Linked DNA regions of Homo sapiens: all the other regions are linked to region 1. Evidence: chromatin contacts called from ENCODE Hi-C or POLR2A ChIA-PET data. All regions are on one chromosome and are shown on one strand. Each heading gives the region's core, a stretch centred on a gene start or an enhancer-like site at or near the end of the contact. The rest is flanking DNA. Distances are from core to core; before and after follow the strand shown.

Evidence for each region. Hi-C counts contacts between places; a loop is a spot of excess contacts on that map. ChIA-PET counts read pairs that join two places held with the same protein, here RNA polymerase II (POLR2A). Pooled maps may share reads with other maps.
Region 2: a loop to region 1 is called in a map of chondrocyte, with 7 times the contacts of the local background. The contact joins the promoter of ST20 here to the promoter of ABHD17C in region 1. A Hi-C loop is called at or near these places in 1 of 168 maps with a recorded cell type or tissue (chondrocyte) and 8 of 50 pooled maps.
Region 3: a loop to region 1 is called in a map of GM12878, with 7 times the contacts of the local background. The contact joins the promoter of TMC3-AS1 here to the promoter of ABHD17C in region 1. A Hi-C loop is called at or near these places in 1 of 168 maps with a recorded cell type or tissue (GM12878) and 8 of 50 pooled maps. POLR2A ChIA-PET finds 5 or more read pairs at or near these places in 1 of 52 experiments (H1).

Annotation. Positions count from the first base shown.
Region 1 is chr15:80,693,168-80,697,020 of GRCh38, forward strand. It overlaps ABHD17C (abhydrolase domain containing 17C, depalmitoylase), which reads left to right and starts at 2,143. Exons shown (of 3, transcript NM_021214.2): 1 at 2,143-2,852. The coding sequence starts at 2,263. RefSeq lists silencers at 861-1,155, 1,617-1,776, 1,797-1,906, 1,927-2,346, 2,437-2,486 and 1 more and an enhancer at 2,677-2,746.
Region 2 is chr15:79,921,149-79,925,001 of GRCh38, forward strand. It overlaps ST20 (suppressor of tumorigenicity 20), which reads right to left and starts at 2,604. Exons shown (of 3, transcript NR_037653.2): 1 at 2,304-2,604. ST20-MTHFS (ST20-MTHFS readthrough) reads right to left here and starts at 1,944. Exons shown (of 4, transcript NM_001199760.2): 1 at 1,891-1,944. It overlaps ST20-AS1 (ST20 antisense RNA 1), which reads left to right and starts at 1,623. Exons shown (of 1, transcript NR_028330.1): 1 at 1,623-3,706. RefSeq lists silencers at 1,762-1,871, 1,892-1,961, 1,972-2,021, 2,642-2,791 and enhancers at 2,322-2,501, 2,932-2,981, 3,183-3,843.
Region 3 is chr15:81,322,421-81,326,273 of GRCh38, forward strand. It overlaps TMC3-AS1 (TMC3 antisense RNA 1), which reads left to right and starts at 1,913. Exons shown (of 7, transcript NR_120365.1): 1 at 1,913-2,141. It overlaps STARD5 (StAR related lipid transfer domain containing 5), which reads right to left and starts at 1,721. Exons shown (of 6, transcript NM_181900.3): 1 at 1,581-1,721; 2 at 479-528; 3 at 1-120. The coding sequence starts at 1,679. RefSeq lists a silencer at 2,213-2,262.

The DNA.
Region 1 (3,853 bases), core at 893-3,392:
ACATACATAAATGCTGAATACAATAAAGTGACCAAAGTATACCAATGTGTAGCAAGTTAGAAAGCCTTTTTATTTTTTTGAGACATAGTCTCACTCTGTCACCCAGGCTGGAGTGCAGTGGCATGATCTCGGCTCACCGTAACCTCTGCCTCCTAGCTTCAAGTGATTCTCGTGCCTCAGCCTCCTGAGTAGCCGGGATTGTAGGTGCACGCCACCATGGCCGGCTAATTTTTGTATTTTCAGTAGAGACGGAGTTTCATTATGTTGGCCAGGCTGGTCTTGAACTTCTGACTTGAAGTGATCCACCCTCCTCAGCCTCCCAAAGTGGTGGGATTACAGGCGTGAGTCACTGTGCCCAGCTGTATAAAGCTTTTTTTTCTTTTTAAAGGATTTTCGCAGAAAAATTCTTTTTTTAAAAAAAAAAAAAAAAAAAAGGAAATGCAAACCTGCAAAGCTAGAATTGGGCTTTATGTGAAGAGTTTCACCAAGTGTGAAAACCTTCAAAACAGACTTCAAATATGCAATCTGGACAGGCTTTGTTACCAGGTTTTTAAAAATCAAGTTTGAATAGTTCAAAAACAAGTAAAATTGTTTTAGTGAAGAAATGGCCTTTTAAAACCCAGGTCCTAGCTGGGCAAGGTGGCATGTGCCGGTAGTCCTAGCTACTTGGGAGGCAGGCCGGAGGGTCATTTGAGCCCAGGAGTTGGGAGTCCAGCCTGGACAATACAGTAAGACCCTGTCTCTTAAAAAAGAAAAAATTAAAAGCGAGGTCCTGAAGGTTAATGAAATCAGTATCGGCAATTCATTTAGATGACGGTGCTCAAAATATTCGTCCTGTGGAAAGTCACAACGAAAGGTAAAATTCTCAGGACATCTGTGAGTTAAAACAACAGACCCAGCGTAGGGATTGTGCCAACCTCCCAGTCTCTAGCTGCCCTGCTGGCAGTCCAGGAAGGGTATCTCCTGTCAGTTCCTGAAAGGGAATTCTTCAGCTGCCAAATCAGGCGGGAAAAAGGAAGTATAGAAGGCTCTGTGGAAACTGGCACCAGAGCACAGTTTCAAGGCACCGAGAGTTATATTTGAAAAATCATGTAAAGGTGGCTGCCAAGATTACAGTAGATTTAAAGCAGTATAAGAATCGTTCATGACTAAGACCACTGAAAAATCCTGGACCCAAAACAACTCTAGAGACACAAACACTGTAAACGATACCTAGTATATACTTACTACCGGAAAATCTGCCACACGTGGGATTAGAAATGACAACCTCAACATGGTTTGTTGCTAAATACAGTACCCTCCTGTTCTAACAGCTGACTTTTATAGATACAGAAATGTACTAAGGGTAAAACCATGCCCTTAGAAAGGAAACGCTGTTGCTACCTATACAGAAACAGCCTCTCCTAATAAGAAACACACTGATGACCACCCTATCCCACAACCCCGGTACCCCTTACGGTGCTGAGAACTTTTGGTACTGAGCCAGTTCAGAAAGCAGCACACACGAGAGCCAAATATTTCGGGCACATTCCAACTCTTGTCCACCCCTTAGTTTCCTTTTCAGTAGACTCCCAAGAACCTCCATCCACGGGAGAAACCTGGATTTGGGGGAGGGAATCCCAGGGGGAGGGGAGGGGAGCGGTCCACCCCGGGACACATGCACCCCCTCCAGGGTCCCCTCTGCAGATCGGCCCAGCTGTCCGGGCGCAGAGCCCCCAGCCCCGGCACCCAGCTTCTCCGGGCCCCGGAGCCGCCTGGAAGCCCCCGTCGGCCGCAGGTCGAGAAGGTGCTTCCCAGGCCGGGGAAGGTGCCCGCGCCCTTGCCCGCAGCGCCCCGCCCCGATGCCCGGCTCTGCGCCGCGTCCCAGCGGCGGCGCCGCCGCGCGGTAACCCGGAAGTGGCGGCGGCGGCGGCGGCGGCGGCGGGCGTGCGGGAGCGGGAACGGGAGCGGGGGGCGGCGCGCACGAGCCGGCCATGGACGCCGCCGCCGGCTTTGTGTGCCGCGCGCGGGCCCGGGCCGCCCGCGCCTCGCCTGGGTTCCGGGGCCGCCGCTGACCCGCCCGGGCTCCGAGCGCCGCGCCCGCCGGGCCGGCCCCGCCTCCTGCCCTCCTCCGCCTCCGCCTCCTCCTGCCGCCGGGCGGGCGGGCTGCAGCCGCCCTCCGCGCTCGCCTGCCAGCTCCCTCGCCGCGCGTCCGTCCTCCGTCCTCCCGGGCCAGCCAGCCAGCCAGCCAGCCGGGCCGGCGGCGGGCACCAGGCCGTCCCGATGCCCGAGCCAGGCCCCAGGATGAACGGCTTCTCGCTGGGTGAGCTGTGCTGGCTCTTCTGCTGCCCGCCCTGCCCGAGCCGCATCGCCGCCAAGCTGGCCTTCCTGCCGCCCGAGCCCACCTACACGGTGCTGGCGCCGGAGCAGCGCGGCGCCGGCGCGTCCGCCCCGGCCCCGGCCCAGGCTACCGCCGCCGCCGCCGCGGCCCAGCCGGCACCGCAGCAGCCCGAGGAGGGCGCGGGCGCGGGGCCCGGTGCGTGCAGCCTGCACCTCAGCGAGCGCGCCGACTGGCAGTACTCGCAGCGCGAGCTGGACGCCGTCGAGGTCTTCTTCTCGCGCACGGCCCGGGACAACCGGCTCGGCTGCATGTTCGTGCGCTGCGCGCCCTCCAGCCGCTACACGCTGCTCTTCTCGCACGGCAACGCCGTGGACCTGGGCCAGATGTGCAGCTTCTACATTGGCCTCGGCTCCCGCATCAACTGCAACATCTTCTCCTACGACTACTCGGGATACGGCGTCAGCTCGGGCAAGCCCTCCGAGAAGAACCTCTACGCCGACATCGACGCCGCGTGGCAGGCGCTGCGCACCCGGTGAGCCTGCCGGGGTCGCCAGGCCTGACTTCCAGCTGTGGGGAGGCGGGGTGGGGGTCTCTTGGGGCCCCTGGGGCGGCCTGCCAGGAGAGGGGCCCCTCCTCCGGGGCTGAGGGCCAGCGGAGAGCCCCTTGGCCGCCGTAAATTCGCTTTTCTTGTCCCACCCTGGCTTGCTCCCACCCTCTCCAAAAACCGCGCCAGCCTTCAGGTTCCTGGAGAGCTCGGACTCAGAGAATTTTGCCTGCTTTGGCTCGCCTGTGTGTCGCCGGCCCACCGGCTGGGTCTTTTGTGGCTCCGGTCACCGCGAGTGGCAGAGTGTGGGTGCTTAAGTACCGGGCAGAAAGAAACAACTTGGTTCGAGTTTCGTTTGTACGAGCTGAAGTGACCTTGGGCAAGGCACATGGGTTTCTAGACTCAGTTTCCTTCCCTGTAAAGTCAGTGGGCGAGACAGGATGGCCTCTAAAAGACTTTCTGGTTGTAAAGTGCGGGCAGGACAATGTCTGGGCAACCTTGGAAACAGCTGGAGCGTCAGGTGGAGCGGGGAGTTTGCCTCCTGGTGGGGCAAAGTAGTGGCACTGTGGGGCAGGAAGTTAGCTGGTAGCTGTGGGCCTGGCACCTTCCACACGGCCTCCATAACAGTCCAGGATAAGTTTGAAACTTGCAGGGGCTGGGAAATCTCTGACCTTAAATTAGCATTCACAGAAGGACTGAAAAGTGTTTAGGGTGGGCCATCTGTGAGCCAGGCACAAACTGGGGGCATGGTTTAGGGGTTAGACCTGGTTGTTTTATAACAAGCAAACCAAAAACCTGACTTTTATTCACTATTAGACAAAAGTCTTATACATGTGCAGGTCAGGTTACCTGTTTGTGCTCCAGTTTGGGTATCTGTGACCTTTCCGACCTGCCTCATAGCAGTGATGGTGAAAATAACCTGAGGCCATGTCTATGATGAGATTTGATTTCTTCAGATGAAAGAGTCCCCAGAGGAAGTACACCGGGCA
Region 2 (3,853 bases), core at 1,354-3,853, 770 kb before region 1:
AAATTAGCTGGGCATGGGGGTGGGCACCTGCAGTCCCAGCTACTTGGGAGGCTGGGGCAGAAGAATTGCTTGAACCTGGGAGGCGGAGGTTGCAGTGAGCTGAGATCATGCCACTGCACTCCAGCCAGGGCAACAGAGCGAGACTCCGTCTCAAAAAAAAAAAAAAATAGTAAATAAAAAATAAAGGTTTGTCACCATATACTCAAGAGTACTTCTGTTATTCAAATCTCCTAACTGGGAGTTACAAATATCTCTGACTCTGCTCTTGTAGCTGTCAGAGCATAAAATGCCCTTCCCACTCTTTCCTCACTTCCAGACTCCAAAGCCTCCTCCTCAAAGTTTGGCCCCTCTACTTTGGACTACTGTTTTCTTCCCAGTTACTGCGCACTGACAGTACTTTTGTTCTCTCTTTCGGCAATTCACCATACACTTTCTAGTTTATTTATCTGCATAAAACTTAGTTCTCAACAAGACTATAACTGCCTTATGAACAGGAATCAACAGTTGAGAATCTTCAGAGTCTCCTATAACATCATGTAAGAGCTCACTAAATGTTTGATTTAAATAACTAGGCTTAAGAGTAATAGGCTGGGCATGGTGGCTCATGCCTGTAATCCCAGCTCTTTGGAAGGCCGAGGCGGGAGGATCACGAGGTCAGATCGAGGCCATCCTGGCTAACACGGTGAAACCCGTCTCTTCTAAAAATACGAAAACAAAAAATTAGCAGGGAGTGGTGGCCAGTGCCTGTAGTCCCAACTACTCGGGAGGCTGAGGCAGGAGAACGGTGTGAACCCAGGAGGCGGAGCTTGCAGTAAGCCAAGATCTCAACAGTGCTAAATGCATACATGGATTATCTTACTAAATTTTCATAACTCTATAGAGGTAAGTGCTATCATTATTTTCTCCATCATAGAGGAAGAAAGTGAAGCTCAGAATAACTTGCTCAAGGTCATACAGGCCTGGGCAAACCCAGGGCCTGAATCCAGCAAAGCTCTTAACTACCTCAGAACACTGCACAGTTCGAGCCCTGCAATACTACAGTCTATGAATGATTTCGATTTCACTAAGTTAGAAATTTGAATTTCAACAGAGACATTTTAGCTAAAAGGTAAAATTTTAAAGAGGATGAATTAAGAGAATTTCCCACAGACATCTTTATAATAAAATGAGGAGAAAAGCCTCCCATTTCCTATTTATGAAAGTGATATTAAGGTGTGTGTCACAATTTCATCAAGAAGTGGCTTATGACAATACAGCTTTGGTTTAGGTATTAAAATAGGACTCTTTTCTGCCCATAGGAGGACATGGAAATGAAGGATAGATGTGATAAATGTCAATTCAGAGCTCTGCAAAATGCCAGACTCAATTCTTGTTTTAAAATATCAGAGCCAGGGCTCTTGTTTCACCCTTGATTCTTCACACAAAACACCACCATCCTCTGACCTCTTCACACAGAGCAAGCTTTACCCCACTACCTAAAGGGGAGTGCTGATCCACATGGTCTCCCCATCCACGCTAGAAATTGATCCCAAACACCAACCGCTGCATAGACGTCGGCGACTTTGGTCTGCACCCCCCGAACTTGGTGATACCTCATCAAGCCAAACCCCTCCCCAACATCCAAAATGCCCAGACCAGCATCCGAAAGCTGGTCTCCTATACAAAGCAGAATCCCTGCCTACAAAGCAGTTTCCCACCTCCGACTCCTCCCCACGGCGAACAGCCCTTCTGGATCCAACCAACCCACCAACCCCAATAGGGCCCAGCACCCAGAGGGTCCACAATCCAGAGAAGGAGCTACAAGCCCTGTACTTGCAAGCCTCGAACCCCCAACTCCAACTGACCTCCCCTCTGCCAGAGCAAGACCACGAGTACCCGCCGAGAGCGGACCTGGCTGGCTACACAAAGCCAGGCGCCCGACCAGAGGGATCCTCCGGGACGTCCTCCGCCACCGGGGCGTCCCCGCCCAGCCCCGCCCGGCGCCCGGCGCTCACCAGCTCTCCTCCCCCTCCTCCTAGCCTGACAGACGCTCCAGGTCGTCTAGCAAGCCGCCCTCCCCCGCCGCCAGCAAGAAGGTGGCGTCTCGCAGCTCCTCGTTATTCGTCCGCCTCGGGTCCATCCGGCCCCGCCGCCCGACTTTGCGCTGAGACCCAAGGGGAAGCCCCGAGGGGACCCCGCGCCGTAGGAGGGAGTGGAGGAGCCGGCGAACCGCGATGGAGCCGGGGCCCAGCACAGCGCGAGCGGCTCCTCGGCTGTTCGTGCTGCTTCCCCAGCTTCTTCACCGGCACCTGCAGCTTCCGCACCTCCTGGTCCGCGTTCACGTTAGAGTTAACGTCCTCCATCCCGGCCCCGCTGCCTCCGCCGCCCGCGGCCCTCTCGCTCTCGCAGCAACAAGGGAAGAGCCGGAGGAAAGAGGCGTCCACGCCGCTCACTCCAGCCGAGGCCCCCGCATATAGCAGGGCCAGGCCCCGTCGCCAGGGTTCCCCCAGCGCGGGTCCCGAAGCACCGCTGGCCACAGATGAACCGCCTCCTCAGCGCAGGTCCGGGATTCGGGGAGGCAGCGCCAATATCCGGTCTCTGCAGCCATCTTCCCTCCGTCCCTCCGCCCACCGAGGGTCGGCCCTGTAGGTGACCTCAGAGCGTCGGGGATGGGCGTGGCCCCGTCGGGCGCTAAGAAGACCTAGCGCAGAGAGGACCGCCGAGCTCCCGACGGGGCGGGGCCAGGTGTGTGAGGGGCGGGGATTGGACCCGGAGGGGCGTGTCTGGACTGCCGGCGGAAGTGGAACGCGGCCTGACCTGCGACGGAAAGCCACTGCAAGCCCGGAGGCGAACAGAAGGCATTCCGCGAGCCGGGCTGAGTTGGTGAACACGGTCCTCGTTCACCCCGCCTATTGGTCTGGGCGTGTGGGGTATTCTCCACCCACTTATACGGCGTGTGGGACCGACGGGCCCGTCCTGCCCGGCTCCGGTCCGGATCTCGAGTAGGCGCTCAATGGGATTCGGGGAGACGTAGTTTACTTTGTTCAGCAAATATTTAACCGATGCCTATTTTAATGGGAGATTGTTTCCGCTGGCGGGAGCCTCAGAGACCGCCTGTGTCCTTTAAGAAACCCGAATTTCAGACAGTTAAGAGAGGTCTAAGGTCAAAATAATAATCATAATTTCTTCTTACTGGCCAGATACTATGCTAAGCCCTTTTTAATTTTATTATTATTATATTTTGTCACCGAGGCTGGAGTGCAATGGCCCGATCTTGGCTCTGCAACCTCCGCCTCCCGGTTTAAAGCGATTCTCCTGCCTCAGCCTCCCGAGTAACTGGGATTACAGGCGGGCGCCACCACGCCTCGCTGATTTTTGTATTTTAGTAGAGACGGGGTTTCGCCATTTTGGCCAGGCTGGTCTCGACCCTGACCTCAGGGTGATCCGCTCACCTCAGCCACTCAAAAGTGCTGGGATTACTGGCGTCAGCCACCGCGCGCCCGGTCGTGCTAATCACTTTGAAAGGCATTATCTCATCGGTTAAAACATAGTTTTCCGGACTTAAAAGTTTACAGCACACTGGCGCAGAAGATGGAAAACCGCTGCTTGCCTTTCTCCGTTTATTGACTCACATTCTGCTCTTTGGATCATTTTCTTCGGAAAAAGTTTTCCAAAGTGTGTCTTGTGTATTAAAAGTTGTGTATTAAAAGTATTTGAACACGCTGACAGATACTGAAGAATGCAGAAAATTGTATGAGTGTGAAAATCTGCCTTTACGATGTGTACTAGTGGCAGCAAATCCAAACAAAATTTAAGTGCTTTGTTTTGATCACATTCATTGGGCTTCAGATGTCAATTGTGCGCTGCTTTGGCT
Region 3 (3,853 bases), core at 663-3,162, 630 kb after region 1:
TGGATAATTTCAAAACCGGTCACATTCTCATCCCACTTCACTCGTAGGCCTCCAACAGCTGGCTTCACACAGTCCCACACCTCCTCTAGTGTCCCATATACAATGCCTTCTCCTCGGTACCTGGAGCACGAAAAGGAATTTGACCCCAACGCATCAATCAAACTTGTTATCTTGAGATTGTATCTAAGGACTAGAAGGTGGACCATGCCATGTCTGTCACTACTCTTTAGGACAGACTTGCAGAGAAGGGGCTGAAAGTCACTAGCCCCGCCTCCCTTCAGGCCTGCAGAAATGGACAGTAAGCTTTCACAAGAATACAGTTTGCTGGAAATGATTTCATTAAAAACAGTAAGGCTTTTCTGGAGGACAAGTGATCACAGGTTATAGGGTTGATTTGAATATTTTAGGAGGCAGGCCCATAAAGATACCAGGAAGGGTGCGGCACCTCTGGTAATCTTTGAACGAGGCATGCACTTACAGGTTCCCTGGAAACTCCACAGATGGCCTCCAGGAAACTGAAACTCCATTCTGTCAAAAGGCACAGAACCACAGAATTTTAGAGCTAGAAGGGCTCTGGTCACCTGGCTTAATCCCCTGTTCTACAGAAGAGGGGTAAGAGGCCTCAAGAGATACGACTCTCCAAGGCTGTGCAACCCATACGTGGAAAAGCTGGGACTAGTCTTGGGCAAAGCTGTCCCCACAGCAGAATGTGATGAAGAAAAAGATCTTAACTGGCTGACTCCAAGAGCCGTGGGTGGTTTTTAAAATTATCTTAAAAGCCACCAGGCATTCTGTTTCCTTGAGCAACCCAGGGCTACTTAATGAAAAGTCAGAAGGGTCAAGCAAAACTACTCCCATGCTACCCTCTGGCAACGACAAAGAGAGGGGTTCATGCTGTAATGAAAAGTCAGAAGGGTCAAGCAAAACTACTCCCATGCTACCCTCTGGCAACGACAAAGAGAGGGGTTCATGCTGTAATGAAAAGTCAGAAGGGTCAAGCAAAACTACTCCCATGTTACCCTCTGGCAACGACAAAGAGAGGGGTTCATGCTGTAATGAAAAGTCAGAAGGGTCAAGCAAAACTACTCCCATGCTACCCTCTGGCAACGACAAAGAGAGGGGTTCATGCTGTAATGAACACAGAAGAAAACCTTAGTATGCATCAGATGCTGGATCAGACTTTACTGGATTTAAACAACATGTAAAAACCTCCTTAGCTGCGACCACATTCTTTCATTTTGTTTTGTTTTTAAACACCTGCTTACCCCTTAAATGCAATTTATTTACTTTTACCACTGTCACAGAAACATCCAGTCCTAAACAGCATTCAACAGCCAGGTGACCTTGGGCAAGTCACTGAGTGAAAGGAACAGATACTTACCACCTGAAGTCATTGTGAGCATAACAGGCCCAATCTTTTTTTTAAAGAAGAAAACAATCCCCATTGGAATCCCTCTCAATCGGGTCCAGGGGATTGGGGAGCAGAAAACAACGGGGAGAGGAGGCGCTTGGGGGCTTCTGGGGACCCGGGCTCCACGAAGCCGTCTCCGCGACCCCTTCCCGCCCAGCTCCTCACTCACGCCTTCCCGGCAAATCTTCCAGCCTGCTGTGTCCCGCCGGTACTGGAGCATCTTCTCGGCCACAGCCTCGCTCATCTGGGCTGCCAGCGCCGGGTCCATTGCGTCGGGAGCTGCGCTTAGCTGCGGGGTCGCGGGTGTTATGAGCGGCGGCGCTGGATCCCGGGTGCCTGGAGGCTGGAGCTCTGGGAGGAGCTCGTAGCCCCGCCTCTTTCCGCGCCCCCGCTCCCGAATTGGTCCAGGCCCTCAGACGGATCCCGCCTCCCGGAGATTGGCAGGACAAGGAGACCGCGGGGCCAGGCTCTCCAGTTAGCGTCAGCGCCTGGGCGGGTCCCGGACGCCTTGGGCGGGCCGGGTAAGGTCCAGCCGTATCCGCCTCCTTCATGTCCCGCTGTGGGAGGGGCTCTGGAGCGCCGGGACTGTGAGATGGCCAATGACGGTCTGACCCGTTGGGCCGGGCCAGGTCGCGGACAACGTCGACCGTTTGTTTAAGAAGCGTGGACTCTTGTCCTGAGTGCACCGAGGCTTTCAGCCTGCGGGACAGTGGTGCGATTTGCATTAGAGGTAATATGCTAGGGCGGCTGCTGCAGGGTGGGAGAGGAAATGCGCGTGGAGACTGGGCGCGTGCAATGGTGGGAGAGGTGTGTGGCAGGGGTGCGGGGAGTGGGGGTGAAGAGAAGAGGACCCATCGTAGAGTGTTTAGGAGATGGAAGGTGAAGGTCTCTGCCCCCGATTGTGGATGTTCAGAAGGAGAAAGCATCATGACTCCCAGCCTTGGCCACCTGGCAGCTTACCTGAGATGGAGAAGAGATAGGGTGAGTTCAGTTCTGGGCATATTTAGTTGGAGGTGCCTGAAGGGCCTTTAGTGCAGGTGTCCAGGAGTCAATGCAATGCGCTGACATCTGCGAGAGGCCCGGCTTTATTAGAGATATGGGAGTTCTCTGCTTCCAGCTGCCCTGGAGCTGCGGGGAGTGAGCCAGGGTCGCATCTTCACAGCGTGAATGGCAAGGACAGCCTCGGTTTCCCCTCTTCTGCGCTATCACCAACTAAATATTTGAAAAGGTTAATACTGAGGTCTATTTCTTATCTTTCTTTTTTATGTACTTATTGTTTCCTTTAAACTTTCGATATAAATGTTTGGAAGAGTAGTGTAAACAAATTGACAACTTGAAAGACCTTTTTGGAAGATGTGAAGGGCAGCCAGGCTGTGAAGAAGACCTGGATGGGGAATTAGGGAGCTCAAGATCTAAACCCAGTTTCACTCATTATTCTTTGAGCTTCAGTTTACTCCAAGGTGAAATGGGATACATCATAAATGTTCCTGGCGGGGTCCGGTGGCTCACGCCTGTAATCCCAGCACTTTGGGAGGCTGAGGCAGGAGATCACTTGAACCTAGGAGTTCGAGACCAGCCTGAGCAGCATGGCGAGACTCCGTCTCTACTAAAAATTCAAAAATTAGCCGGGCATGGTGGCGCGGGGCTGTAATCCCAGCTACTTGGGGGGGCTGAGGTGGGAGGATCGCTTCAACCCGGGAGGCAGAGGCAGCAGTGAACCGTGATCGCGCCACTGCACTCCAGCCTGGGCTGCAGAGCAAGATCCTGTCTCAAAAAGTAATAAAAATAAACAAACAAACAAATAAATGTTCCCTATGCCCTTGTGAAGAGAGAGGGAAGTAACGCATGTAAATACTCTTAGGACCCATAAAAGAAAAGACTAGTAAATTAATCCCATTAAAAAATTAAGCACATCAAAATTTCATAAAAAGTTAGATAATATGAGAAAAAAATCGGGACACACTTTAACACATAAGTTTTCTTATCGAACCAAGGGCTCATACAAATCATTAAGCAATTTTCAGACAACCCCATAAACAAAAAGAATGCATTAGACATGGAAAGATACTTTGTGGAAAAATTAATTGACATGGCTAACAAAGCTATAAAAAGATGCAGAACCTCACTCATTGTTAGGGAATTAAAAATTAAAGCAAGGAGAGGCTTTTCTTAAAACCTATTGATGGACAAACATGAAGTTTGTTTATACCCTGTGTTGGTGAGGGTATGGAGAAATAGTTGTTACACAGCGGATGAGAGTACAAATGTATGCAACCTCCTGGGAACAGAATAACAACATATATTAAAATTTTACTCTACTTGTTCTTTGATCCAGTGACTCTTCCTGCACAAAGATGCATAAAATTAATCTTGCAACTGGAAGTAACCTATTTACCAGTATATTAACCAAAGTTATAGAACATCCACTTAGTGGAATATTAT